Linked DNA regions of Mus musculus: region 1 is linked to region 2. The links are chromatin loops, found by intact Hi-C in ENCODE. Cell type or tissue: heart. All regions are shown on one strand. Links, peaks and the distances in the headings refer to the core of each region. The heading gives the core; the rest is flanking DNA.

The links. Peaks named below come from ENCODE experiments on the same cell type or tissue, not always from the same donor. Only the 100,000 strongest peaks of a DNase experiment are listed, where the experiment ranks them.
Region 1: a loop joins it to region 2, with 3.0 times the contacts of the local background. A loop is called at or near these places in 3 of 42 quality-filtered maps.

What each region holds. Positions count from the first base shown.
Region 1 is chr2:148,420,355-148,423,279 of GRCm38, reverse strand. No RefSeq gene overlaps it. Among named protein-coding and RNA genes, the nearest start is that of Thbd, 14 kb to the right of the region's middle. In heart, for the core only: no CTCF peak of the experiment used is centred there; a DNase peak (open chromatin) is centred at 1,459.
Region 2 is chr2:148,571,208-148,574,132 of GRCm38, reverse strand. No RefSeq gene overlaps it. Among named protein-coding and RNA genes, the nearest start is that of Gm46770, 11 kb to the right of the region's middle. In heart, for the core only: a CTCF peak has its summit at 1,771 (motif pointing right); a DNase peak (open chromatin) is centred at 1,762.

The DNA of each region.
Region 1 (2,925 bases), core at 219-2,718, 150 kb after region 2:
GCTGACATTCAGCAGCGCAGTCAGTATCCCACTGTAGTGGCAGAATCTAATGGGAATTTCTTCATGTACCCTCACAAGAAGGCCAGAGATTGGCAGAGCATAACTGCTTGTGAATTCTGAATACCCCAGCATCCAAAGTCAGCCCTTTCTCTTCCTTGCATCCTGCTATGACTTTCAACTTCATGACATCAGTGCTTGTTCTACTTCTCTTTCTGTTAAAATTCTAAAATTTCATTTATCTTCACTTAAACGTATGTATATTTCTACTATCACATTAGGAAAGGGCTTGGAATAACTTTGCCCAAGGACAGAAACTGTGGTTATAAAGGCCAAAGAAAGAGAGAGCCAAACCCACAAGGTAAAAGCCCAGAAGGGGGAGAGAGGTTGGGTGATAAGGATGGGATAGGAACCTTGGAAACCATTCACTGATGCCTTGTACTATAAGATTATGTTCCTCAAACTTGTTCCTCAAAATCCACTGGAAGGCTGAGAATAACTAACCCCAGAGTTTTTTATTCAGTTGGGTTGGAACTCAGGAATTGTTTTTTTTTTTTTTTTCCTTCTTCTTCAGACAAGTTCCCAGTGGAATGAAATAGAGAAGATACAACTGGTTGTCTTGATTCATTCTGAGAGAGAACATCAATAATCTGATGGGAACCAAAGGCAAGACCTAGTTCCTGTGCAGGATGCTCACTGAGGTCACTGGGTTAAGGAGTTGGCTCCTTCTCTAACATAACCCTTCCAGGGGAGTATATGCAGCAAGTCTCCCAAACACCCTCCCCTCTTCGGCAAGCATACTCTGATATAAAAGGCAAGGGGTGAAGGCAAATATTCTGCGTTTCTAATAAGTCTAAGTGAAATGGAAAGGGCCAATCTGAGATGACATTATTAATGAGCAAGGAATATAGATTATACCTTCTTGGTAGACTCTTCTATTCCTTAGCCTGTGCCATAGCAGGCCATCAGCTTTTCAATGCTAGCTGCCTTTTATTCTTCCAAGAACCCTGATACATTCAGCATTCCAGGGAAGAGTATCTGAACCTTTTTTTTTTTTTTTTTTTTTTTACTTTTGTTGAGCCCTGGGAACTGATGAGTTTCAATGAGATTCTCAGCTCTTTAGAAAGATGCTGGATCAGCGATGGAGTATAAGAAACAGGAGGAAAAATGGGAACCCAAATATTTTGTTTGCAAGGAAGGACCAATTAATTCCTAATGAAATACAGTCTTTAGACAGGAAGATGAAATACAAAAGTGATGTTTAGGCTTAAGACGACAGATAACAAACAGCAGGATGAAAAAATCAAACATTACAGTGTCTCTAGAGTATTTCAAGTTCTGGGTTTACTAATTTTTCAGCTGTTTGTGTTTATCCTACTTGCAGTGGAACCAGCTGGATTTGGAGATTTGCATCATGGCTGGTGTTACCAAAATTATCTTTTGCAGCTGTTGGCTCAGTAGCTCTTCAGTGGCCAGCTGGTCATCAGACACAGAAAAATGAATGCTTGCTCTGAGGAGAAACTAGACAGATAAGTTCCCATCCCACCACCCCACTTCTGGAAGACCCTATAAAGGGCTAAGCTACATTTTTATGATTGTTTCAAAAGTTGCTTCCAAAGAGAACAAAACCACACAGAGGAGCTTTTGCTGGTGCCTCTGTGGGATCTGGCATCATTTAAGATACTCCATTTAAGTATCTGTAGTGATGTTGGTGTGGGTTTGATATTTTTTCACCTTTCCCTTCACCTTGAAACCCATGGTGGGTGGGCTGGTTCTGGGTGCAGGTGAGTGGGTCTGGATCTCTCCCAGTGAGGAACATTCTTCTGCTTTTTCCAAAGAGAGAGATTCTTAGTCATCCACAGGCCTGTGGGTGACAATAAGATTCCTAAATGATGAACTCAAGTGTTGGGCATTTCTGACCCCAGAACAACACTACCCACTCCCCCTCCCACACACCTGTCATTTCCTGTACTCGAAGTCTTCACTCCTAGAGGTATCACACATGTCACAGCCACACACTGAGGTTGCTAATCTGCAGTCCCTAGTCTTGACTGAGCCAGATGAATATATGTTGTCAATGTGTATTAGCTTCTGCCAGATGCTGAAAGAACCCAGTTCAAATCTACTCAGTTAATGACTTGGCTGGACAGAAAGCTCAAATATTGATTGTTCCCAAAAGACTGTGTTGGGACTTTTAATTACAAGGCAGCAGACATTCAGTTGGATGGGATGTAGCTAGTGTTACCTTCTTCATGATACCAAAGCAGGGTTGTCTGGTTACAGCAGAGATGGGAGGGTCCAAACATCCTGAAAGAGTGATTCTGACTTTTTATGGAAAAACTCATCCATCTCTATTCTAGGATGTCTCCAGAATTCCTCCAGGTCTCTGGGCCCTATAGAGCTCTGTCACTGCCTTGCCTTCTCTACGTTAAGTCAAGGCAAAGTGTGACACAGCAGCCAAATAGTAACCTTAGAATGGTAACACAGACAGGCTGGGCAGCTTCTACACAGCCTGAACCCGTGGAGTTAAAAAATCTGTCCTTTTGTAAAATGTATGATGGGAGAATCAGAATCAATAGTGCAGGATGAGGTACCAGGATGCAGAACTCAGACCTTCTTAAGTCCCAAGAGCAGCTGCTTCCTGAAGCTCATTGTGGAGCAGAGTTAGAAATTCATTAAAATAGTTCCTGTTTGCACAGGACTGCAAAATTTAGACTGTATATTAATAACTAAAATACTTGGATGTCACTAGTTTTCATTCTCTGAAGTATTTAGTATTCCTAAAAACTGAAACCATTACTTAGGAAATTTATGCTTTTATAACAAAAATCAAAAACACAGAAAACTGAACAGTGTTCTTAGGCTTTAACTCAGAGACAACTTAACTGCTCCATGCAGATTTGTCTAAATTAGATAAAGTTAATTCCA
Region 2 (2,925 bases), core at 329-2,828:
GTTTTAGCCACAGAGGAATGTGTTATGAGGCTTATACATCAGCACTTCAGGGCTTTAGACAGCATAGGTTTTCTATAGTTCTAAGTTTGACCTATTAGATTTAAAAGGCCCATTGGAGGGCCCTATTGATTTTTCATTTCTGAGGTTACAAATGACCACAAACACAGTGGCTTAACACATTAGCGTCTAACTGATGTGACCTGACTCACAGGCAGCATTCAGAAACCCAACGCTGCTCATACCGTGCTAAGTCCAAACCCAACGCTGCTCATACCGTGCTAAGTCCAGGGACTTCTCTGCAGGACTTCTCTGCTCTGCAAGTTCTAGGAGCAACTGAGCAATCTGCCTCGAGTTCCAAGTCTGGGCACCCTCATCTCTTCAAAGGCAGAGCCATTGCCCCTACCCTTTTGTCCCCTCTGTCACTGTTAAGGCCTCTTGTGATCATGTTGGTCTGATCTAGATAAGAAGGACACAACCGTGTCCCAGCATAACATGGTTATAATTGTTTTCTTTGCCATTAGCTATTGTTGTCAATCTCTTTCTCTGCCTAAATTATAAATTAAACTTCATCACAGATGTGTCTGTATAGCAAAACATATCAGATCTAGCATTTGGCACAACCCCTAGTCTTTGGCATCAGCTGAGGGCTGTGGACTGTGTCCTCTGTGGATAAGGAAGGACTAGTGGGTAGCATGCTTCAAAGGAATCATTGGAAGTAATAAACTAATATAGACTGTTTTAATCAGTTTACATGAAACTGCCCAAGTGCTGAGCAAAGAGGAAACGAAAGTCTACTTAGATTTGCATGTATTTTCCAAAATGTACAAACAATAATTTGTAAGTCAAATTTAATATTTATGAGGAAATTGAGGCTTCAATTTTTTTACATATTTAATAAATGAGATGTTAGCATGAAATATCTTTGCTCCTTGGACACAGGAGTTACTGATAGAGCTCCTCCCCAAAGCCTCTTTCAGGATCTACTCCATACTTCCTTTGTAGGGCTGCTGGTGGCTCAAAGCCTTCCAGAGATTGATCTGAGTCTATAAGACCTGTAGGCCCAGGGACCCCTTAGAAGTGGGACAGCCCACTATAAGGTCACAACACGTAGAACAGGCTTTCCATCCTCATAGAGTCAGATGCAGCTGACTCTGGGGAGCGTATTGTTGACCGTGTCTTTTGTAGTTCCTGTTTGTAAAGCTCCTCTTGGGTTTGACTTCCTGGCAGAGAAGCAGGAAAGTCCATGGAGGTCAGTTTCACAGAAGCTCAGGTGAAAGAGTTAATTTCCCTAGGTGACCCACTTTCTGTCTCAAAATGGAGCCTCCTGGGTGGACGTGTCACTTTGTTAATGCATTCTAGTCACATTTGTTACCTGTGACATTTCCACTAATAGTTATATGGAAGCAGCTTTCACTGTTTCTCAGGATTCATATTTTCATATACCAAACAAAAACAGTTATGGGTGGTTTTCCCTTAATGACTTAGAGTTTCATTTATTCATTTGGTGATGGTTAACCCAGTGCCTTGTGCATATGCTATACCACCAAACTACACTACCTGCCATATTGATTTAGAAATACAAGTTGGTACTTTAATTATCTGTTTCTTGACTTTCAAAGTATTAGCAGATTTTATAAAATGTTGTGGAACTTACAGGAGAAGGTTAGGGTGTTAGGTAATCTCTCTTAGATTTATTTATGTATTTATTATCTCTATAGCTGTGTCCATAATTATGTGTGTCCAGCACATTTTAGCAATGCTCTCGGCAGCCAGCAGAGGGTGTCAGATCCTCTGGAACAGTGGTCTTCACCTTCCTAATGCTATAGCCTTTAATACATTTCCTTATGTTGTGGTGAATCCCCAGCCATAAAACTATTTTGCTGCTACTTCATAACTGTAATTTTGCTATTGTTATGGCTTGTGATATAAATATATGATATGCAGGATATCTGATATATGACTCTTGTAAAAAGGTCCTTTGACACCCCCCCCCCCCCACACACACACACATACACAAAGCGGTCATGACCCACAGTTTGCTTTAAAATTAGATTTACAGATGGTTGGGAGCTGACATGTGGTTGCTGGAAATCAAAGTTGGGTTCTCTGAAAGAGCAATCAGTTCTTTTAACCACTGAGCTATTTCTCTAGCCCAGTTTCTTAGGTTCTTATATGTGGCATGACGTCAATTGGAAAATATTTTTGCTTAGGTTGTTTGTATCTGTATTCATAGGCAGTGATTTGTTATTGTTTCTTCTCTCATTAACCATGTACAGTTGTTTTATAAAAACTTTTTGGGGTTTTTCTGTTATCTGAAGTATGCTGGCCAGTCTAGTGGCCAACTGCCATATGTGGGTGGCTATTAAGCTTGTCAAGTGCTATTAGTGAGTACTAAGGCATTGGAACACACTGGATTTTGAAGACTTTGTACAAAACATAAGAATATTAAAATATCTCAGCAATTTGTATCTAAGAATGGTAATATTTGGAGTATATAAAACCAGATAAGATTTATTATAATGTTAGAATCTAAATATATGCATGTATTGTCAACAGGAAGCAACTCTACTCTTCATAGTATGTCTTAATATTACTGCACTGGAAGTAGAAAAGGACCAGAGGGGAGAAGGAGTAAAGGCTAATGTGGAGAGGGCTGTTTCTTCGGGGAACTGGCCCACGCCTGCATACATGTTTGTATTTCAGGCCTGGTTATTAGGAAGATGAACATGGTGAGAGTTGTCTCCATACAAGTGGAAAGCCCCTCCAGGGCCTTCTCCTCAGGCTTCCAACCAGTGCTTGGAGGAGACCCAGACCACCAACTGTAAGAAAACAGGAGGAATCAGTACAGTGCCCAGCACAGGGCAGCTTACTCTCCAGGACAGGCTCGACATGGCACGCACACCAACTGGGTCTGTAGGACTCTTG